Regions from separate parts of the Mus musculus genome. Here region 2 is linked to region 1. Evidence: chromatin loops called from intact Hi-C (ENCODE). Cell type or tissue: heart. All regions are shown on one strand. Links, peaks and the distances in the headings refer to the core of each region. The heading gives the core; the rest is flanking DNA. Region 1 holds the start of Lgals7 (lectin, galactose binding, soluble 7). Region 2 holds the start of Mrps12 (mitochondrial ribosomal protein S12).

Evidence for each region. A loop is a pair of places that touch in the nucleus more often than their neighbours do. Peaks named below come from ENCODE experiments on the same cell type or tissue, not always from the same donor. Only the 100,000 strongest peaks of a DNase experiment are listed, where the experiment ranks them.
Region 2: a loop joins it to region 1, with 13 times the contacts of the local background. A loop is called at or near these places in 1 of 42 quality-filtered maps.

What each region holds. Positions count from the first base shown.
Region 1 is chr7:28,859,780-28,875,539 of GRCm38, reverse strand. Lgals7 (lectin, galactose binding, soluble 7) reads right to left here and starts at 11,154. Exons shown (of 4, transcript NM_008496.4): 1 at 11,054-11,154; 2 at 10,621-10,709; 3 at 9,805-10,006; 4 at 9,256-9,460. The coding sequence starts at 11,059. The coding sequence ends at 9,347. It overlaps Gm10648 (a long non-coding RNA gene), which reads left to right. Exons shown (of 3, transcript XR_881920.1): 2 at 4,687-4,764; 3 at 4,849-4,995. In heart, for the core only: CTCF peaks have their summits at 5,985 (motif pointing right), 7,592, 7,798 and 9,445; DNase peaks (open chromatin) are centred at 7,889 and 9,399; H3K4me3 peaks cover 1,506 bases; H3K27ac peaks cover 2,644 bases.
Region 2 is chr7:28,737,752-28,745,851 of GRCm38, reverse strand. Fbxo17 (F-box protein 17) reads right to left here. Exons shown (of 7, transcript NM_015796.2): 7 at 7,708-8,100. Mrps12 (mitochondrial ribosomal protein S12) reads left to right here and starts at 4,031. Exons shown (of 3, transcript NM_011885.5): 1 at 4,031-4,087; 2 at 4,298-4,365; 3 at 5,613-6,211. The coding sequence starts at 4,317. The coding sequence ends at 5,983. Sars2 (seryl-aminoacyl-tRNA synthetase 2) reads right to left here and starts at 3,884. Exons shown (of 16, transcript NM_023637.3): 1 at 3,570-3,884; 2 at 1,515-1,610. The coding sequence starts at 3,836. In heart, for the core only: a CTCF peak has its summit at 3,605 (motif pointing left); a DNase peak (open chromatin) is centred at 3,931; H3K4me3 peaks cover 2,015 bases; H3K27ac peaks cover 1,596 bases.

The sequences.
Region 1 (15,760 bases), core at 4,479-12,478:
GTCAGTGTGACTACAGGCCAGCAACCAATAGTCTGTATTGGCCTTTGCTCACTGAAGTGTCTGGTTGTATTGGAGAAAAAGAAAGATTTGGAAATGTTGCAGGATATTTGATCACACTGTGAACCCCAAGATTGTGTTGTTTACTGGAAAAGGCTGTTTCTAGTTGTGGTGTGGCTCAGTAATTAGCACACACCTTTAATCCCTCTGGCTGGAATACATACACATTTTTTTTTCTGAGACAGGGTTTCTCTGTATAGCTCTGGCTGTCCTGGAACTCACTCTGTAGACCAGGCTGGCCTCGAACTCAGAAATTCACCTGCCTCTGCCTCCCAAGTGCTGGGATTAAAGGCATGTGCCACCACTGCCTGGCCAGACACATCTTCAGTACACAGCTTTAATCCCAAAGAATGAAGGTAAAGTTAGTTTGTAGAAGGAAGCACCCATGTTTGAAAGTGATGTCTAATTGAGTGGCAGACAAAGTGATTTATCAGAGAAAGATTTGACAGAATAGGATCTGCCCAACTCTAGTGAAGAGAGAGAAGAAATAGAAGCTACTTAAGGGGCAATGCAGAGAGAGAGAGAGAGAGAAATAGATTTTTACTGAGACAGTTGTACAGAGACAGGTTGCAAAGAGAGAACAAATTAGACACAGGTGAAGACTGAATGAGCCAGAGAATGAGTTGGAGCCAGAAGATTAGAACAGATTACAAAAGTTATTTTGAGGCCTAGCAGAGCAATTCAAGAGAAGCTGAGAGAAGCCAGATCAGCTGAGTTTTGAGCCAGATCAGCTGAGTTGAATAGGCAGCTAGAGATCAGAAAGAACTAGAACGGTTGAGCTTATTTTGCAGTTAAGACTTAGAAGCTGAAAACATTCTAGGCCTAGATAAGATTGTACAGAGGCTAGAAGCTTCCAGGACTAGGTCTAGGTTAGCAGCAGACAGAGGCAGTAAACCTCGGAGACAACAATTACATCAGGCCCATAAAAGATACTATTATATAGAAATTTATTATTGGGGGGGTGGTCTCGAGACAGGGTCTCTCTGCACATAGCCCTGGCTGTCTTGGAACTCACTTTGTAAACCAGGCTGGCCTTGAACTTATTTTTGAGACAGGAATACGGAGTTGACAATCTATGCATGCCCTGTGACTGGACTTCTTAGTTGCCAGAAGCAATTTTTGAGTTTCCATTTCAAAAATTGGGGTTATAAAACTGAAATTGAACTGAAAAATTCCTTTAAAAAGATTCTGACCTTTGGAAAACAGGAAAAACCTGGGGATTCAGACTCTGCCACAGGAAGGGCTCCTGGGGATGAGAGTTAATTATTCCCAGACTTAAATCAGCCAAGATCACTGGGGATGCTTAAGACACTGAGACCACATACCACCTCAGGATAGGAACAAACCAGACTGTCAGCCCAGTGACTGACAAAAGTCGCTGTGACTTGGGGCAGCCCAGATTAAAGTGAGAGGACTTTTAAGGGGCCAAAACCTGTCTAATATCCAAAACGTTTAACCTAAGCACGTCCCGTATTCTGATGTGTGCCGTTCTGCCTCGTGGGTTCATTCATATGGACGGCAGCAGTGTTTCTGAGTCCCTGAGACTGCGTGGTGGGCATGAACCAATGATTTGACTAAATGTGCCTCTTCTGATGCTTTCCAAACTGAGTAGACAGGTTGATCAGGACCTAGAGGTATCAGCATAGCACTTCCACTCGCTTGCAGAAACGATCCTACAAACCTGGAGAGGCTTAGACTCACTTCTCCTGAGATAAAGGAAACTGTGTCTGGCTTTGGGGAAAGCCCATTGTTTCTATGCTAGTTGATTGGGGGTAATAAAAAGAAAAAAAATCTCATGGCTCAGAAAAAGCTCAAGGGGCTGGAGAGATGGCTCAGTGGTTAAGAACACAGACTGCTCTTCCAAAGGTCCTGAGTTCAAATCCCAGCAACCACATGGTGGCTCACAGCCATCTGTAATGGGGATCCGATGCCCTCCTCTGGTGTGTCTGAAGACAGTGACAGCAACAGTGCACTCACATACATGAAATAAATAAATAAATTTTAAAAAGAAAAGAAAAAGCTCAAAAAGAGGAGACAAAACCCTAAGTCAGATCATTGGCATCAGTTCTGTTCTCTGCGTTCTGGCCAACCGCTCTGCTCTCAGCCAGGGCTGAGCTGTGAATTCTTATTCTGATTGGATTAACAGTGGCTGCCCTGCATCTTAAATGATATGGCCAAGTATGTATCAGTTCAGTAAAATTAGCAGCCGGAGGGCCAACTACAGTTCTTTAAAACAGGATGCGCTCGTGATTTGACTCATTCGCTAGGATCGCTGGAGGTTGTAAGAAGCCCCCAGACCTCAGCCCGACTGACTCCCATTCAGAACATAGACAGCAGCACCTGCCTAAGGTAAAGTGAACAGCTAATCCCAGAGAGCCTGCAGTTCTGGGAAAGCCTCTAAATGTGCTAACCTTGCCTTTGGCTCCTGCACTTTTGATTCTGGCTAACAGTTCTTGTTAGCTGAAGCAAGTCAATCCGAGATGTGGTTTTTGTACTTAAAAGCTCACTCTGAGAAAGGCTCAGTGCTACCCTGGGATCTGGAACACCCGCTGCAGTCGCCTACTGCCTAATAAAGACTTCCTATTGGCTTAAATCAGGTCCGAGTAGTCTTCTCTGGTGGGTACCCCGTAATGATAGTCAGTTCCAGGATAGCCAGGGTTAAAGAGAGAGACCCTGTCTCAAACAAAACAGAACAACTTTTGTTGTTGTCATTGTTGGTTTTCAAGACAGGGTTTCTCTGGGTAACCCTGGTTGTTCTGGAACTCGCTTTGAAAACCAGGCTGGCCTTGAACCCAGAGATCTACCTGGAAAAAAAAAAGTCTTAAAAAGCCTAGGAAGGCTGGGGAGATACCTCACTAGGTAAGTGCTTTCTGGGGACCTGAGAACACCCCTACAAGCTGAGGGCTGCTGCTCTTGCCAGGCATGTAGACAAGCACATCTCTGGGGCACCCAGGCCAGCCAATCACGTCTCAGCAACTATAAAGGGGGTCAGGCGCTTGCTGCCAAGCTTGCTGGCTTGAGTTTGATCCCTAAGAGATGGAGAGAGCCAACTCCTGCAAATTGTCCTCTGACTCCCATGCGCATATTTTGGCAGGCACGTACACAAGCTAAATTAAAATGGATATTTATATTTGAAATAACGTATGTCATTGTGATCTATGTCTGTGATGATGTAGAACAAAAGAGAAAGGAAAGGAAGACTTTAGACCCAGGCTGCTGCATCTTCCTGGAGTGAAATCAGACTCATAAAGATGATACACACTGTTAAGCCCCTAGACAGCTTTTCTCTTTTCTTTTCTTTCCCTTTCTTTTCTTTTCTTTTCCTTTCCTTTCTTTTCTTAAGATGTATTTAATTTATATGAGTACACTGTTGCTGTCTTCAGACACACCAGAAGAGGGCATCCGATCCCATTATAGATGGTTGTGAGCCACCACGTGGTTTCTGGGAATTGAACTCAGGACCTCTCGAAGAGCAGTCAGTTCTCTTAACCACTGAGCCATCTCTGCAGCCCACAGCTTTTTTTTTTCTTAACAGGGTCTCTTTGTGTGTGGCCCTGGCTGGCCTGGAAGTGGCTATGTAGATCAGGCTGGCCTTAAATGCACAGGCATACGTCTGCCTCTGCCTCCCCCGGTACTGAGATTGAAGTCCTATGCCAACACACAGGTTGGAAACAGCTATTAAATACATGATGGTAGCATGCGTCTTTAGTCACAACACCCAGGAAATTGTACCAAGACTGAATTTGAGGCCAACTTGAGCTACACAGAAAAGCCCTTCTCGAAAAAGAGAAACAACAACAACAACAAAATCTCAGAGGTTGTCTGTGGCAGCCAGGTCCGTGGTGACCTCCTAAGCTGCGGAACAGGCAGTGTTCGTCTCCCAAATCATACCAAGGTTGGTACAGGTGATGACAAGCTGGCAGAGGGGATTACACCATGTCTAAGACGAGGCTACACAAAACATCTCGGCTTTTGCCCCGGGCAGCCTCTCTGGGGATGCAGCCACTTCTTGTACCTCCTAGGAAAAGCTCGAGCTTTCTGCTGGGCGTGGTGGCGCACGCCTTTAATCCCAGCACTCGGGAGGCAGAGGCAGGCAGATTTCTGAGTTCGAGGCCAGCCTGGTCTACAAAGTGAGTTCCAGGACAGCCAGGGCTATACAGAGAAAACCTGTCTCAAAAAAACAAAACAAAACAAACAAACAAACAAAGAAAAAGACCCGTGTCTGAGCGTCTTCTTAGAGTTAGACCCTACAGCATCAGCTAGCTCTTTGGAAGGACTGCGCACCTCTGTACCGGGATTGGCTTGAGTACATAAGCGCAAGGCACGATGGGTGAGGCAAGCGTTTAAAGCACTGTGGGCGATGCCACAATGTTGCAACGCTGGTGAAGCAAGATACCAGCCACTAGATAACGCGACAGAATGAGCGTGGCTCAGTGCCAATAAAACTTTATTTGTGAACACCAAAGTGTGAAGTCATATAATTTTCAGTATCACATAATGGAAGTTGTCTTTGATTTTTTTTTCTCTCTCTAGCTATTTAAGCTTGGAAAACTCATTCTTAGCATGTGAGCCATAGGAAGTGGGGCAAACTGGGCCTCCATCCTCAGTGCACCACTCTCTCTTTTATAGGATTGTAAGCTCCACTGGCATGAGCAGTCCTGAGCCACCACGCAGAGTCACTCCCAAATTCCTAACCTCAGGTATCAAGTAAGATAATCAGTGGTAAGTTCTCGGGGGGGGGGGGGGGCTTGTTGTTATGCAGTAATAGATAACCGATATATCCTTAAACAGGATGAAAAAGCCAGGTCAAATATACGTTGTCTACAACTTTCTGCTAGATGTGGTGTATACCCACGATCCCAGTGCTCGAAAGGCTGAGGCAGGAGGATTGGAGAGGATCACTGTGAGCTTGAGACCAGCCTGGTTCACACGCATGCATACAGGTAGAACACTCACGCGTATAAAATAAAAATAATAAATCTATTTTAGAAAAAAAACAAAAAACACCAACCTGAAAGGGGCGTGGTGGTGGTGGTGGTGGTGGTGGTGGTGGTGCACATCTTTAATCCTCAGGAGGCAGAGGCAGGAGGAGCTCTGTGAGTTCAAGGCCAGTGTGGTATACAGAACAAGTTCTAGGGTAGCAAGAGCCACATATAGAAACCCTGTTTTGGGAAAAACAACAACAAAAACAAACAAAACCCCCCAAACTGAAAGGGCTAACCATAGGACTGGGGAGTGTGGCTCAGTGGGCAGAGTCCCAGCATCCACTTAGTGACTTGAAGTTGTCTATAACTTCAGTTCCAGGAAATCTGATGATCTCTCTGATCTCTGAGGGTTCCGGGCATGGGTGTGATACCCAGACACAGGTGCAGGAATACTCATTCACATTAAATAACTAAAAAAAAAAAAAAAAGTTGTTCTTTTTTTTTTTTTTTTTTTTTTTTTTTCAAGACAAGGTTTCCCTGTGTAGCCCTAGCTGTCCTGGAACTCACTTTGTAGACCAGGCTGTCCTCGAACTCAGAAATCCGCCTGCCTCTGCCTCCCAAGTGCTGGGATTAAAGGCGAGTGCCACCACGCCCAGCAAAAAAAAGATTTTAAATACTATTTGTTTTCTTCTAAGAACACTCATAACTGGGGACTAATACACAGTAGGGACTCAGGGATGTCACTATGACTGGTGTGATTCCTGGAGCTAAAAGCAGCTCGGAGACCACACTGCCACTTACCTGGAGGCCTGGGGGAAGTTAGCTAATGTGAATACATCTCAAAGTCTGCAGAGGGAAGACCCCCTCTGTGAAAACTTGGAGCACAGCGTGTGTTTTGAAAATTTCCCCCTTTTTTCTATTTCCTTTTTTCTTTCTTTCTTTTTTTTAAAAGATTTATTTATTTATTATATGTAAGTACACTGTAGCTGTCTTCAGACACTCCACAAGAGGGCATCAGATCTCATTATGGATGGTTGTGAGCCACCATGTGGCTGCTGAGATTTGAACTCAGGACCTTCAGAAGAGCAGTCGGTGCTCTTAACCGCTGAGTCATCTCTCCAGCCCCCTCCTTTTTTTCTTTTTAATAGCATCCCATTACATAGCCTAGAACTCACAAGGATCCACCTACCTCTGCCTCCCAATTGCTGGGATTGAAAGCATGGACCACCATGCCCTGCCCATTTTTGTTTTTTAACACATGCATGTGTGTAGATGTTTGCATATACATTCATGTGCCAGAGGCCAGAAAAAGGAGATGGATCCCTGGGGCCGATGTTTTGAGCTCATATTATTGACATGGGTACTGAAAAATGAACGTAGGTCTTCTGCAAGAGCAGGTATGTACTCTCAGGCACTGAGCCATCTCTCCAGCTCCTGAGAGTGTTTAGAAACATCAGTGGTTTACTGCTATCTACTGCAGCAAGGTGCACAGACCCCATTCCCCACTGTGCCAAGACCGCTGCTTAGTTAGCATTCTATTTTGAATATTTCTCAAAGGGACATCGTTTTTTGTTTGATTTGATTACTCATTTAGTTTTCTATTTTGATTTATTTCTGCCTATCGAGGCAAGGTTTCTCTGAGTAGCCCTGGCTATCCTGAAACTCGATCTGTAGACGAGGCTGGCTTTGAACTCAGAGATCTGAGTTCAGAATATATATTCTGGGCCAGACAGACGCTACAGTGAGTCCTGCCTCCAAAACAATAAATAAGTAATAATTCACTCATTTAATAATTCACTCATTAAGGGACATGGAAGATGGTTAGTATTTAAGGTGCCTGCGTGATGAAGATGATCAAAATACCGTCTTCTGGAACCTACATAAAAGCCGGGTGCGTTTGGCAGGGCTCCTATAGAAGGCAGATGATCATAGGCTCCTCAGAGCAAGCTGACTAGCCACCCTCCCAGCAGGAAAGAACAAGGAGCTGGAAGACTATCTGAGACTTATTCATTAATAAGCTGAAAAGTGGTAAAGGAATTTTTTTTTCTTTTCTGAGAAAGCACCGGCCATCCTGGAACTCACTCACTCTGTAGACCAGGCTGGCGTCTGCCTGCATCAGCCTCTCAGGTGCTGAGATTAAAGGCGTGTGCCACAAAAACACACCATACACAATAACAAACAAAATAAATTAAATTTACTTTAAAAAGAAAAAGAGGGCTGGAGAGATGGCTCAGCAGTTAAGTGCACTGACTGCTCTTTTTGAAGATCCTGAGTTCAAATCCCAGCAACGACATGGTGGCTCACAACCATCCGTAATGAGATTTGACGCCCTCTTCTGGTGTGTCTAAACATAGCTACAATGTACTTAGATATAATCTTTTTTTTTTTTTTTTTTTTTTTTTTTTTTTTTTTTTTTTTTTTTTTTTTTTGGTTTTTTCGAGACAGGGTTTCTCTGTATAGCTCTGGCTGTCCTGGAACTCACTTTGTAGACCAGGCTGGCCTCGAGCTCAGAAATCCACCTGACTCTGCCTCCCAAGTGCTGGGATTAAAGGCGTGCGCCACCACTGCCTGGCAGATATAATAAATCTTAAAAAAAAAAAAAAAAAAAAAAAAAAAGAATTAACTCGGAACATTGCTTCGGTGTTGCCAGAATTCTTTTCTACCACTAGGGGGCGCCCGTCCATAGCGCGGCTTTTGGGTATTCAGGGTGCGGGCAAGGTGAAGGGTCTCCAGCGGAAGGCCCCAAGGGCAGAAAACCTTGGGTAGAAGAAGAACAGGACCCTGAGGATCTGGCCTCCAGGGTCCCACTGAGGCCTCAGAGATTCTAGGGAGTTTCCTGCGCCCGCGTTGATCCAGGTGATAAGATGGACAGTGGCCACCAGGGGGAACTGTCGTTTGTGCTCTAGGCCTGGGCACAGATCTGTGGCCTGTCCCTCTTGGGCGTGTCTCTGGAAGAAAGTTCTAGAAAGAAGGCCAACGTGGAGCTCCAACCTGCTGCCTAAAGTGGAGGCCACAGGGAGGGCTTCCTGGTCTCCAGCGAGAGCGGTGTTGGCTCCGGGGCCCCGCATCTGGTGCTTCCCTGTCGGAGCCTGAAAATAAACCGTGGCTGTGCCCGGCCACGGAAATCGCTTATTTATGGCAGGGCCAGGGAAGTTGGTCGGGATCGTCAATTCAGGACCGCACGACCTGTGTCCAAGGGGTGCATGACTGCGATGGGGACCTGCTCGCTACGCCCCGCCCAGCTCAGAGTAACATCTGCTGGAGACATTGCGTCTGCCCTGGGGGTGTGCGAGTGGCGACCTGTTTCCAGGCTGGGAGAGGCTCCATCCTGTGGGAGATGCCCATCCCTGCCTGCCCTGGCACCTCCAGGAAGCCCAGGAAGTCGTAAGTTTGGGATGTCCAGATGAGAGAGATAAAATGGAACCCCCCCTTGTCATTTAATTAACTAATTTATCTAACTACTTATTGAGACAATTCTGTATCCCAGGCTGGCCTGGAACTCCGGGCAATTGTTCTGCTTCAGCCTACCAAGTGCTGAGGTAACTAACGGGCGTGAGCCACCAGGCCCAGCATTTCCCCTTTTTCAAAAGGAGGTATTTTGGTGGCCTTTATAAAGATGACATAGTGTAGTATAACAGTACCCCCAAATGTTAGCAAGCCGCCGGAACACAACGGCTTGCTGTGCAAAAGGCACTTGATGCTTTTTGCGTTAGACCTGAGTTCAGTTCTCAGTACCCACGTCGGACACCTCACAACTCCTTGTAACACCACCCTTTTCATTTATGTACACCTACCAGAGACGGACAGACAGACAGACTGACAGACAGAGAGAGACGTGCGCGCGCACACACACACACATTTTTTTGGGGGGGGGGATTGTTTTTTTTTTCGAGACAGGGTTTCCCCGTATAGCCCTGGCTGTCCTGGAACTCACTTTGTAGACCAGGCTGGCCTCGAACTCAGAAATCCGCCTGCCTCTCACACACACACTTATAAAGTAACTGGTGTGATCGTACTCCCTGTAATTTCTGCCAGTACTTGGGAGGCTGAGACAAGGGAGTGGCCACAATTTAACCGACCTGGGTTACACAGCCTGACTTTTTACCCCCACTCCCACCCCATACCTGATCGCTCCCCAAAGGAAACCCTACTGGGCCCCTGCGCAGCAAGTCCTGAACAGCGTCTCAGACACAGGCTCACTTTGCCCCTGGGTTACTATGTTTTTCTCTGAGTCTCAATTTCTTCAGTCACACATAAAGGACACAGGCACAGTCAGAACTACAGCTACACTTTATTCGCCATCCAAAACCCTCCTCTGCGATCCTACACCCCCACCCCTACCCGCCACGCCCTTGGGTCCTTGCTTAGAAGATCTTCACTGAATGCAGCTGCACGTCTCCGCCCACCTCCACCAAGCGCACGCGCGCGGGCGGCATCCGGTGGTGGAAGTGGAGATATTCGTCATCCCCGACCACAGCCTGCAGGGTGAGAGACCAAGTTAAGACTGGATGCGGGTCCCGGTCTGTGGCCCCGGAAGAGGCTAACTACACCCAAGCCTCCCTCTCCCCAGAAGGAAAATGGGTCTGTTGTCCATTGTAATGGGACACAATGTACTGCTAGGACACCCAGTCCCTGAGCACTTGGCTCTTGATCTCTGTTTTGTCGCTCTTAGAAGCAGACCTGGAGAGGGTCTCTGGAGGCCCGTGTCAGGTCTGGGCCTGGGGTTCCAGTACCCCAAGGGCTTTCCCGCCATCCTCGACAGCTCAGTCCCCAGCATTTGGCTCTAGACCTGGGTCTGGAGTGTTCTCCTTCAAAGACCCACCTTGAAGCCTTCCTCTGTGGCGATGAGGAGCACTTCAAAGGGCTGCCCACGCTCGAAGGGGATGCCGGTGCCTCGCTCCTCACGGCCCCATTTGCCTTGTTCTTTGGTGTTGAAGACAACCTCGGAAGTGTCCAGCCTCGGGTTAAAGTGCAAGGCGGCATCTGCTCCTTGCTCCTCACCGCATAGCAGGTTTACATGGAACCTTCGGGGACAGTAAGCCTCAAAGATCAGCAACCACCATGTGCAAGTTATGTGGTTCCACCGGCACACCCACACCCATAGGGAGTCCCTGTGTTTGTAGCCAGGATCCCCCTCATTTCCAGAGCCTGGAGCTGTCCTAGGTTGTGGGATGGCCTGCTGTGCCTGAGTGGGGTTCAGGGAATCGCACTCCAGATAAGCAGAGTTAATAGCAAGGGACCCCACTATTCCAGGTTATCAATATTCCCACAAAGCCCAAGGTCTCAATTTTAGTAGGTCATGGACTTGATGACCGGGTACCCTGGGCATCCAGGGTAGCTTCAAGATCCAAGAGAGATTTTCATTGTCCTGGAAAACTGGACATGGAGATCGTAGGACTAACCAGGGATTCTTATTATTGTTCTAGAAGCCTACATTTTTAGGGAGACTTGGGCACACCCACCCACAAGTCTTGGGGAACATCAGTGAAAATATCCAAATTAAGCTAGCAATAGGGACTCCAAGACTCCACATGGCAAACAAGGTTCCAGGGACACCATATGTGGGCTCTAAGAACCAGGGTTCAACTGAGCCAGGAGATGCCCCACCCACCCTTTCCCCTGGAACCTGGGATATCACCTGCCAGCCTGGTCAGGGACCATGCCTCGAATTCTCATGACAGTGCCCACGCGGACGCCCTGAGGCAGGGAGGTCTTGTGCTGGGTAGCCTGTAAGAATTGGGTGGGGCAAGAATGAGAACCAGGGAGACAAAGAAACAGACTGGTCAGCCCCAGCTAGGAACTCCAGGGACCAGGCAGAAACCAAGAGGGATGCAGATTAACGGAGAGGCAGAGACAGGCACACAGACCTGACAGAGACAATGCAGTTAGAAGAAAGCAAAGCCAGCTGGGAGACAACCTATCAGGACGTGCTGGTGAAACCCAAGAGATAGCAGCCAGCTCTCCTGATACCCGTTTTTTGCTTTGAAGGGGAGGTTTAAGCTAGTCCCAGCTTCCAGACTTGGCCTTGTCCCAAAGCCCCGTTTCCCCAGCTTGGGCCCCAGTATACTTACAGACATGGCGGGCACAGCAATACAGCAACAATGTGGCCAGTCGCTGTGGGAGGGGACCTTAAGTAAAGGCAAGGTAGTGGTTCAGCTCCTCCCTTTCCATCCAACGCCCACAGCTGGCACAGACCCCTGCCCTAAGGCAAAGCTGTCAAGGCCGGGCGAGTCTCCTCCTGCCCTGCCCCCACACACCAGCTCCCTCTCCCCTTTTCCTAGGCTTAGAGATAGGGACAACCTTTAATACCAAGACTGGGGAGGTTTGCCCTGTGCTCTTCTCACCTCCCCTTTCATACCCCTACCGCCCTGTCAGACACTGGACTCCCCTGGAGATCTAGTGGATCCAGAAAGGCTGCGCAAGCATCAGCCTCCACCCTTTCTGAAAGGAGCCTCTTCCCTGGAGCGCAGGCTGCTCTGCTTTGTCCTGGCCACCTCTGCTTCTGCCGTCAAAGACAGGCATAATAACTCAATGGGGTCCCCAGGAAACCCGCTATTCCTTTTTATCCTATGCTGTGCCCCCACCCTACCCCCCAGGTTACCAAGAGTGTGTTGGCACGTTTGAAGTGGTCAGTAATGGAGTGGCCAGTAACGGAGGGTCAAATAATGAAGTTTCACTAACAGTGGCCAGGCTGCTGAGACCTCTGGGTGTCCAGATGTGTGTCTGAACCTTACCAGGATATGTGGAGTATATCGAGCCACTGTACTGACGTACAGGAAACAGTGCTCATGGGAACAATTTGCCCAAAGATCAAGATCAGCGCTCTGCTCTCTCGCTCTCTCTCTCTCTCTCTCTCTCTCTCCCTCTCTCTTCTCAGTGGTTCCTACTTTTCTTCTTCAGGTCTCTATCAGCTCCTCCTTGGAACTGAGCCCACCTTCCCATCCAATGAGAGTGTGATGGAATATGGGTTGGTGGGTGTCCCGGGCTGCCAGTCACCACCCAGATCAAATGAAACACATTGGGGAAACTTCCAATAGCCTGAGTTTTAGTCTCCCTAGACCAGCACTCTAGAGAAATAGAGAAAGTGTGTGTGTGTGTGTGTGTGTGTGTGTATGTGTGTGTGGGTGTGTGTAGGGGTGACTCATAAAGAATGAAAGAGAAATTTCTGGAAGGCAGGCAAAGGGAGGGTGGGAGCGCTGAGCAGTTACCACTCCTAACAGCCCAGCAGCCTTCCTGAAAGATCTTTCCCATCCCTATCCCCACCACCCTACTCCTGCCCCACCCAGCAGGTGGCAGAGCCGGAGGCCAGATGCATGCTGGGAGTGGAAAGTTGCCTTGGAGATTAGGAACTTGCTACCTCTCCTGCTTCTCTGTCCCAGTTTCCCATATTCAGACCCCCCCCCCACGCCCGCAACACACACAACCCTAGAATACACATCAAGGAATCCCGTGAGGTGGCCCAGAGAGGGCACAGAAGATGCCAGAGAAACGTGGGCGCTGCGATGCTGGGGGAGGAGCCCTGGAGAAGACAGGCTGGAGATGGACCTGATTGCTCCACCTGGAAACCAGCGCGTGGGAGGTGAAGGCGAGAGAGTCAGCACGAGGTCATTTGAAGCCAACGCGGGCTGGAAAACACGGTCTCAAACAACAGCAACTGGCTTCCTTCCTTCCTTCCTTCCTTCCTTCCTTCCTTCCTTCCTTCCTTCCTTCCTTCCTTCCTTCCTTCCTTCCTTCCTTCCTTCCAGTGGTGAGGCATGCTTTTAATCCCAGCACTAGGAAGGCAAAAAAAAAAGCAGTTCTGTGCGTTCGAGGCCAGCCTGGTCTGGAGAATGAGTTCCAGGACAGCCAGGGCTCCACAGAGAAACCCTGTCTAAACACACACACACACACATAACAAAAAAATCAAAACACGACAACAACAAAACAAAAACAAACAAACAAACAAAAAAACACTGCTGTTCTTACAGAGGACCCAAGTTCAGTTCCCAGCACCCACATCAGGGACCTTACAACCTCCTGAAACTCCAGGTCCAGAGAATCTGATGCCTTTTTGTGGCCTCTTCAGGTTCACACACACATGGGGCACACACACACTTTAAAACTCTTTACAAACAAACAAGAAAACTTGGGTTTGAGAGGAGCTACTTAGAGTGAGGTTCGAAGGTTCTTGCCTTGGGTTTCCACAGGACAAGGACCCATCACAGGGCAGAACAAGGGGACATCAGGTTTCATGTTACACCACCACCCGTTTGTCACAGTTAGGCTGATAATTGTGGCTCCCATTATTTTAGCTTCACGCTCTGTATAAATCACCGCCTGACACTTGCCTGCACCTCGTTCTGTTTGTGGTTGCTGGTTCCCACGGCTGGCCTCTCGTTTTCTTCATCAGGGCTGGATGGAAGTTCACGTACACCTTCTTCACAGATCTGAACTTGCCTTTGGTGATTGGTAAGAGTGTTGCGCTCCATCCTTTATCAATTTCCTGCATCTATCTCCTTTCTGGGAACTGAGATGTGCTGCATCGGTGATTGAGTTTGACTGTCTCGCTGCAAGCTCTGAACGTGTTCATTTTATCATTTTTAATTCATTAGTGAATGCATTTATTCACTGGGTCTATTTTTATGAAAAAATGCTCTGGACTAAGAAGGAATCTAACAAATGGGTCCTTGAGGTTTGGGGGAGCTAAAGGGAGGTTGCTTTGGTTTGGGTTAGCTTTAAACAACAATTTCATGTAGCCCAGGCTAGCCTTGAACTTCCTAATTAGCCAAGGATGGCCTTGAATTCTTGGTCCTACTGCTGCAACCTCCCAAATGCTAGGATGTGCTGTGCTATCACAACTGGTTGGTGCAATGCTGAACCCAGAGCTTTGTCCACACTAGACAGGTACACCGGCATCGACAGCCCCAGCTCAGCTGTGGGGACTCAAAACCCAAGGCTCCACTCGTCAATGTTGGTCTGTCATAATTTTTATTATTTTTTTGTACACAGTGGAAATAATGAAGTGAAGCTAGGCATGGTGATCCATGCCTTTAAGTCCAGCTCTGGCGAGGCAGAGACAGGTATATCTTTGAGTTTGAGACCAGCCTGGACGATAGAATAAGTTCCAGCAGAGCCAGGGTGAAACAGAGAAATTGTGTCTTGAAACAAAACAACAAAAATAGAAAAAGGTAAGAAAGGAATGAAGTGATAATGATATTGATGATCTGGTGAAAAACCTGAACTTTAAAGATTTTAATTTGATTTTGGTTTAAGTGCGTGTCTGCGGAGAGATATATGCATGCAAGTGTAATGCCTGGGGAGACAAAAAGAGGGCGTCAGATTACGGGAGCTGGAATTACATAGGCTTGTGAGCCCTCTGACAGATTGTGTTGGTGTTTATTTTATGTGTATGGGTGGTTTTGCCTGCATGTATATATGTGCACCATGTGAGTGCAGTACCTGAGGAGGTCAGAAGAGGGCGCCAGGTATTCTGGTACTGGAGTTGCTGACAGTTTCTAGTCACTTGTGGATCCTGGGAACAGAACCCGAGTCCTCTGGAAGAGCAGCAAGTGCTCTTAGCCATTGACACCATCTCTTCAGCCTCCTCTTTCTTTTATAGATGAGGTCTCCGCTATAGTGCAGGTGAGCCAGGAACTATCAAACCTCTTTTCTTAGCCTCCCCATTGCTGGGGTTACAGGTTAGGGTCTCTGTACCTGTATGAAAACTAATGTTTCTAATGGTGACTATAGTAAGTTGAACACTCTAGTCTCTGACAAGGGCAAGCCTCTTCTTGTAGTGTTCAGCTCCATTTATGAACTTATTTAATTAAAATCTACTAATTATTTTAAGCGGACAGTATGATTTTTACAAGGGATTCATTTTTCCATGTTTTAATTGTGCAATAAGCATTTCTAGGCCATAAATTCGGTCTTTTAAATTTCAAGGCCTGATAATAAAATGTTCTGGGTGACTCTCTCCTCTGACGTCATGTCTTTCCTGCCCCATCCCTCTACCAGGTCCCACCGTGTAGACCTGGCTTGTCTGGAACACAGATACCTGCCTACCTGTGCCTACTGAGTGCTGGGATCAAAGACATGTACCACCCACCACACCCGGCAACCCACCTAGGTCTTGGAGACAGCATCTCTCATTAGCCTGGAGTTTGATATCGGGCTCGGTCATCTAGCCAGCCATGCTTGGAGATCCATCTGTCTCCAAATCTCCAGTGCTGGGACTACAAACACGCTCCACCATGCCTGCTTCTTATGTGGGTGCTCAAGCTCAAACTCATGTTCTCATGCTTGGGTGGCAAGCACTTTACCACCTAAGTAATCTCTCCCAGCCTCCTCAATGACTGCACCTTCTGTCCTGAGGAGTATGGGGTGAGTTAGCTACTGCTAGGTCCAGACAGATCCACCCCCACCTGGAGTGACTAACATGCTAACACACAGGGCTTTACAGGTGACTCACCCAGTGTTGTTTGTTTGCTTTGAGATTACAATATCAATATTTCTCCCTTCTCTTTCCTCCCTCCAAACCCTGGCATATACTGCTCCCTGATCCCTCTCAAGTTCATGTCCTCTTTTTTCACTAATTGTTATTGCATGTATGTATACACGTATACAATGTATACATGTGCATTTATGTAAGTTGCATGTATATACACAATGTATATATATATATATAATTTTTAATATACATATGTATTCTTAAATATACCTTGTTCAGCCGATACAATGTTGCTTATATGTATATTTCCAGGGATGACCATTTCTAGTCATGTAACACTTCTCTGAGG
Region 2 (8,100 bases), core at 1-8,000, 130 kb after region 1:
AGAGGTCTGCCTGTCTCTGCCTCCCGAGCTCTGGGATTAAAGGTGTGCGCCACCACCTCCCAGCTAGGATTTTTCCTTGTTTTTTTTTTTTTTTTAAAGATTAATTTATGTATTTCATGTACATGAGTGCTCTATCTGCATAGGCCAGAAGAAGGGGGCATTAGATCTTAGTACAGATGGTTGTGAGCCACCATGCGGTTGCTGGGAATTGAACTCAGGACCTCTGAGTTCACAGTAGCCAGTGCTCTTAACCACTGAGCCATCTCTCCGGTCCCTGTCTGTCATTATTTTAAACGACCTTTGGGGGAATCACATAGGACAGCCTGGCCTGGAACCTGATATGTAGCTGTGGTTATTTTAAGGAGAACAGACCCAATAGCTCTCCTGTTTTCATGCTTAGTCCCCAGGTGATGCACTGTTTGAAAGGATTAGGAAGTTTGGCTTTGTTAGAGTAGGCACAGACTTGGGGGAAGATATGCCACTGGGCGTGGGCTCCGAAGTATCAAGAGCACACAGCAGGCCTAGTGTCTGCTCCCTGCCAGCGGGATGAGGATCACAATCTAAAGCTCTCAGCCACTGCACCGGCCATCCATGCCTGTCTGCTTCCCGCCATGATGACAACAGACTAACCTTCCAAAACCCTACGCCAGTCCCCAGTTAAGTACCTGCTGGATCTCCTCACGGCAACACAACAGTGCCTAAGACCGAAGCTAAGGATACGGAACTCCTGATCCTCTGACCTCTACCTGCCAGATGCTGGGATTACAGCTGTGTGCCACCAACACCTTTAGGACCCTACTAAGCCATCTGTGTGAGTGCTACTGGTTATCAAGCTTTGTAAATGTTGAACTGTGGACTCTATATGGGGCACTTTAACTGAATATTAGGGTTACAAAAAAAATCAGCAACAGTACAGGTTTCTGTATGCACAATGATGTAAACTAGTTACCAATCAAACATGTAAGAAATGTGAGGTGTTTCTGGTAAAAAGGGGGCTGGTGGGTGGGGGAAGGTTAAGAAGCCAGGTGCTCTCCTCTCTCCTCCTCACAGACCTCATTCAGGTTGTCCCTCTCTAGACAGCTTTCAGTTCAGGAGCAGGGACACTGGCCCTAAGCTAGCAACAGTGACTTACCATCCTGCTGATGACTGTCATGGGTGTCTGAGCTCTGGCAACAAGAGGGGCTTCTACTTAGGGAATGGTCTCCTTGCTCTTGGAAAAGACCTGGAGGTAGACCTTGTCTCTGACCTGCTGGCAGCCATCTTGGGACTGGGATGGGGTCCGATCTATGCACTGAAGTTGGGCACACAGAGAATCTGGTTGGAGATGCTGAAGAGAGCTAATTTATCAGCCTAGGAACATCAGGCCTGGGTGGCTTGCTTTATTAGGTAACAACTGTCTACATGATTCAAGCCCTTTTCATTGGGTTTCCTGTTATTCCCAGACAGAGAGGCATCCTAGCTGCCTCTGGCCTAACCCGGTGAACGCAGGACCCCTGTTCCCCATGCTCACTCACCAGCAGGGCCCGCACTGCCTCTGCCACAGCCTCCTTCTCTGCCTCCAGGCTCCGGATCTGCTCTCGAAGCTGCCTCAACTCCTGCCACGTGGAGATCTGTGGGAGAACACCACAGTGAAATGGCCACTGCTCTGAAGTCTCCTCTGCCAGGCACCTGGATGGCAGTGGGGGAGGGGCACTCTCTTCTCCCATTAGCACTATGACACCCAGAAGCTGGGGTGGGCACACAGTTGCCCTGAATCAATGCATTTCCCAGTTTACTTTGAAGCCACTTCTGTTGGTATGATCACGACCAACCAACGGAAAATCATGGAAGTGTGACTCTTTTATTTATTTATTTATTTTTAGTTTTGTAAGACAGTGTATTTATGTACAGCCCAGGGTGGCCTTGAACTTGTAATCAACCTGTCATTCTCTGAGTGCACTAACACACGCCTGGCTAAGTCACCTCTTTAAAGGTGACTAAACTTTTTCTTTCTTGTTTATTTACTTTGTGTGGCTGCAGCATGGATGTCAGAAGACAGTATACGAAGTCAGTTCTCTCCCAGGGATTGAACTCAGGTCGTCAGCTTGGCAGTAAGGACCTTTACCTGCTAAGCCATCTCCCCTGTAAATATAAGGCTCTTCTGTAAATATAAGGTCTCCTTATGTAGTCCTGGGTACCCTGGAACTTGCTAAGGAGACCAAAGATCTGCCTGCCTCTTCCTCCTCCAGAGTACTTCATCACCACACCCAGACAGACCTTTCTTCTATTATTATTATTATTTTTTATTTATTTATTTATTTTTTTACAAGACAGGGTTTCTCTGTATAGCCCTGGCTTCCTGGAACTCACTCTGTAGACCAGGCTGGCCTCGAACTCAGAAATCTGTCTGCCTCTGCCTCCCGAGTGCTGGGATTAAAGGCGTGCACCACCACCGCCCGGCTCCTTTCTTCTATTATTAAGCATGTACGTGACTTTCTTGTGTTTGCGCTTAAATGAGGGGTCAGAAGACAATTCTCTCAAGAATTGGTTTTCTCCTACCACCAGGAAATTGAACTCCGGTTATCAGGTTTGGCAGGAAGTGCCCTATTTGGCTTAGCCACCAGTGCTTACTGGTGAAAAACTAAACATGACAAAAACTTGAAATATGGCTAAAGTGATTGACAATGACTGGTGGTGTGAGAGTCTGTAGTGACCTGAATGAGAAATGTCCCCCATATCCTGACATTTGAACATGGTCAAATGATCAGTGGCTGGTGATGTTTGGGGAGGCTTAGGAGGCGTGGCCTTGCTGGAGGAAATATGTTCCTGGAGGTGGGCTTTGAGAGCTTAAAGCCTCGTCCTGCATCTAGTTTGAGGTCTGTGCTTCATGATTGTGGTTAAAGATGTGTGCTGTCAGCTTACTGCTCTGTGACCTGCTGCTATTCTGCCATTCCCTACCAAGCCCAAAATAAATCCTTCTGTAAGTTGCTTTGTTCATGGTGTTTTATCAAGGCAACAGAGTTGGGAAGATTCATCTATTACATTCGGAATTCACTACCGGCATGGAGACCCCCAATTTTAGTTCCCTATAAGGTAGAATTATGGCGCATAGTCTTAACCTCTGGATCATAAATACATGAACAGATATACCTTAAATATCTGTTTAGCAGGTATTTATCCATTCAACTCCATCAGGATGTTTATAGCAGGATGCAAAGCTCTGTCTCCAAAATTCCCTCTGATTCACACCTCCCTCCTCATTTTTCTTTGTGGCCTAAGGGTGAGCCCGGCACGAAGTTTGAGTACAGAAGACAATGGTATTTAGGTTCTGGGAGTACAGTAGATACCAACTGTCGAATTATGAAATGCATGCAAAAGGGCATGTAGGTCACAGAAGGCATCCACGACGTTCAATAGGGCCTCAGTTCTCCCTAGATCATTGGCACCTAAGTGGGTGTCATGCACAAGACATTGCCTAACTTGGGAAGGAACCCAAATTCCTGTTGAGTAGTTTTTCCCACAACTGGAATGCATCTGGTAAACCCAGTTCTGTAAAGCATCCTGCTCCCTCAGGGCGCAAGCGCACTCACAATCGCAGGCAGGTCGGCCGGCCGCAGCTCCCCCTTGCGGAGCTCCAGGGAGCGCGCGGCTTTTTCTGGGCATGCGCACACCGACTCCATGTCCAAGTAGGGAAGCTCGCTGTAGCCCTCTCGTGCGTGTTCGTACAGGAGGTTCCGGACTCGTTTCTCCGTAGCGAAACTCCTCCTTGGGTTCTGGCTGCACACGCAGCGTCCTCGGGACCGGAGCCCCTGGCGAGCCAGGAAAGGCCACCAAAGCCGCGCCATGGACGCAGCCATCTTGGAGTGGAAACAAGAAGTCACTCATCATGGACGAGCCAATCAGACGCGCAAGGAGATTTCCCGCCCAGGCTTCAGAATCCCTTCCAATGAGGAAAATGGAACTCAGCTAGAATCTGTTATTGTCCAATCGTCATCCTTGTCCCGTCCCTTCAGTGACGCAGGAAAGATCTAGCCAATCACTAAGGAGGAACCCCGGAAGGGGCTGGAGGTAGGGGTTGGCGTGTGTGCGACCCCGCTAGGTTGGTGAGGTGGGTGCAGTTATCTGTGATCCAGATCTCTCCTCTCTCCTCAGTTTCCCCTTCCAGTATCCGGGCAAGGGCGGTTGGGTCCTTGGGGGCCTACTCAGAAGGAGACTGAATTTGCGAGGGGACTTTCTGTTTTAGAGGAGATTCTAGAAGGCTCTGAGAGTGGGTTTCTGGTCCCAACCTCCTTTCTGAATGTCTTCTCTCCTAATACAGGGACGCTGCAGGCGGCGAGATGTCCTGGCCCGGCCTTCTTTATGGCCTCACCACGTCCCTCAGTCGTGGTAAGTGAGCATGGGCCACAGGGACGAGGACAGCTCCCTGGCATTTGCGTGTTTTTGCCAGATTTCGGATGGTATCATCTTTAAGCACGGTGCCTTTTCTATTTTGGAGACAGGGTTTCACTGTAGTCCAGGTCAACTTCCAAATCACTTTGTAGACAGGATGGCCTTGACCTCCTGACTACCGCTTCAATCTCCCAAGTTCTGGAGTTACAGGCGTTTTCTACCACGCTCCCGGCTCAGGGGGCAGGAGGTGGGAAGGTCCTGTGTTCTTAGAGTTTAAGTCAGTCTTAGTCATGGCTCCCCTGCATCGATAGCGGTGAATCCCTGAGATTGCATTGCCTGGTGATATTCTGTCTTAGTTTGTGTAAGTGCACTCTCGATGTCCGTGTAACAATCATACCAACAAATGCTCCTTTCTTGGCATGTCTCCCTGCTTAGGTGTCTCTCAGTAGTGTTTATTCCTTCAGTGTTTATTGATCACCCCCTACAGGTGAGAAGGCCAAGCTAAGAAGTTTAGTGGTGGCGCACACCTTTAATCCCAGCACTCGGGAGGCAGGCAGATTTCTGAGTTCGAGGCCAGGCTGGTCTACAAAGTGAGTTCCAGGACAGCCAGGGCTACACAGAGAAACCCTGTCTCAAAAAACCAAAAAAAAAAAAAAAAAAAGAAGAAGAAGAAGTTTAGTTATTCATTCACGTGCTATTTTTCTAATTCTAAGACGGGCCACCCATTGGAGGACAACTTTTATGTTCCTAGACATTGCCCAGACATCAGGTTTGTACACAGTGTTCTGAGGGAGGCAGGCATTGGGTATTCCATTCACATGGTATTTCGAGACAGGGTTTCTCTGTGTAGCCCTGGCTGTCCTGGAACTCACTCTGTAGACCAGGCTGGCCTCGAACTTAGAAATCCGCCTGCCTCTGCCTCCGGAGTGCTGGGATTAAAGAGCAGTCAGTGCTCTTACCCTCTGAGCCATCTCGCCAGCCCGCAACCAGTGCTCTTAACCACTGAGGTATCTTTCCAGCCCCTGTATGAATGTGTGTATGTAAGTGCAACCCATGGGTGTGTCAGATCCTCTGGAACTAGAGGTGTGTGAGCCACCACTGTGGGTGCTGCGAATCAAATGGTCGTCCTTTGCAGGAGCAACAAGTGCTTCTAACCACGAGCCATCTGTCCCCACTGAATAGTCTTAGACTTGGATTCCTATCTAGAATACGGAAACCTAGTAGGCCCTCTTGTGTCTCTCCAGGCCTAGCCCTCGCTCCCCAGCTCTGGGCCGCCCGTTCCATGGCCACCCTGAACCAGATGCACCGCTTAGGCCCCCGGAAGGAACCCCCTAAGCGTCTGGGCCCCACAGAGGGCCGGCCCCAGCTGAAGGGTGTGGTGTTGCGCACATTCATCCGAAAGCCGAAGAAGCCCAACTCCGCCAACCGCAAGTGCTGCCGAGTCCGCCTCAGCACAGGCAAAGAGGCTGTCTGCTTCATCCCCGGGGAGGGCCACACCCTGCAGGAGCATCACGTGGTCCTCGTGGAGGGTGGTCGCACCCAGGACCTGCCTGGGGTCAAACTCAAAGTTGTGAGGGGCAAGTATGACTGCGGCCACGTGCAAAAGAAGAAATGACAGTAATTCACAGTGGTCTGGCACTCGATCCTTGGAAACGGGTTCTTCCTACTCCCGGGTCTTGGGCTCAAATCTTACTGTGATTCAGCAAGACTGTTGTTAACCTGCAAGAGTACTGAAGGTGAATTGGAAGGCAGTACCCCTGTGCGTCCATGTTCAGTGTTTGCAGGTTGACCTCATGTGCTGGGATGGGGTTTGTAATAAATATATCTTCAGGTTGTGATGTTACTCAGTGTGCGGTGTCTGTCCCCGGGTGTGGTGGCAAATGCCAAGCTGTGCACCTCAGTTCCCTCTTCCTAAACAGGTCACTGACAGAGGAAGTGTTCTAGGTGCTGAACGTTATTAACCGTGTGCTCCACATGGTTAGTGCACATATGTGTGTGGAGGTGATGTGGGTTCTTTTGTTTGGGGGATGGGTGTGTGCATGTGAGTGCAGATGCCCTTGGAGGCCACCGTTCTGGGTCCCCCCAGGGTTCGGTTGTGAACTGCCTGTTGTGGGTGCTGGAAACCAAACGGGTTTTCTCTGAGAGCAGTTTGTGTTTCTAACCTCTGAGCCATCTGCCAGCCCCTTTAGCATCTGTTTTATTGGGCAGATTGGAAGGATTTAGAGTAGGCATTAGAGGCGGCTCCCCCACAGCCTGTCTGGTGCCAGGCATCTCTACAGGGGGTAGAGGGCAGGAGAAAAGTTGTTACCTGGCAGGAGGCAAGGAGCCTCTGAGGAACTGATGAGATGTGCTGCCAGGCAGGCAAAGGTGGGGTGCTACAGGGTGTACAGACAGACAGGACAGACACAGTCCTGTCCCCCAGGTGGATAGGGACCCAGAGCTGGATCTGAGATGCAGATGTCCCAGTGACCACTGTTCCCTGCTAACAATAAACTCATTCCCAAAATATGCAGATAAGAGTCACTGTCCAGGGCTGGCCTGGCAGCTCAGTGAGCAAAGATGGCTGCCAAGAAGCCTGGTGTCCTGAATTTGATCCCCAGGGTAAAAGCAAGCCTTCTGCAAGTTGTGCTCTGACCTGATGTGTGCCAGGTGTGTTTGTGGTTTTCAACCTGTGAGTCTCCACCCCGTTAGAGGTTGAACAACCCTTCTGCAGGGTTGCCTAAGGCCATTGGAAAACATACTTAAATTATGATTCAAAACTAGCAAAATTACAGTTATGAAGTAGCAATGAAAATAACTTTATGGTGGGGGGTCAGCACAATCTGAGGAGCTGTATTAAAGGGTTGCGGCATTTAGGAAGGTTGAGAACCTCTGGTCTACACAAACTAAAGTCATGGTGAGTGTGGCTCTTTCAGAGGACCCAAGTTCAATTCCCAGCACTCACGTCAGGTGGCTCACAACCACCAGTAACTCCAGCTCCCTCTTTGGACTCCTGCACTCATATGCACATACCCATACAGAGACACACACATGCACATACCTACACACAGACACACACATGCACATACCCATACACAGACACACACATGCACATACCCACACACAGACAACACACATGCACATACCCACAAGCAGACATACACATGCACAGACACACACAGACACAAACATGCACATACCCACACGCAGACACACACATGCACATACCCACACACAGACACACACATGCACATACCCACACACAGACACACACATGCACATACCCACACACAGACACACACATGCACATACCCACACACAGACATGTACCCACAGACAAACACAGAATTGAAAAAAAAATTTTTTAAAGATGTATTTATTTATCGTATGTCTTTGAGTATACTGTTGCTATCTTCAGTCACTCCAGAAGAGGGCATCAGATCACATTGTAGATGGTTGTGAGCCACCATGTGGTTGCTGGGAATTGAACTCAGGACTCTGGAAGAGCAGTCAGTGCTCTTAACCGCTGAGCCATCTCTCCAGCCCCGGATTAAGAAAATTTTTAAAGTCACTGTCTTCTTATAAGTAGCTTTCTCCTTTTGTTATGATCCCAAGCTTGGTCTATTGGATATTCTCTCTTTTTTGACAGGGCCTCATGTAGCTCAGGCTGGCCTTGAAGTCAGTATACAGCTGGGGATGACCTTGAACTCCAGATCCTCCTCCGTTTACCTTGATGTGGGGACCAGAAGTGTG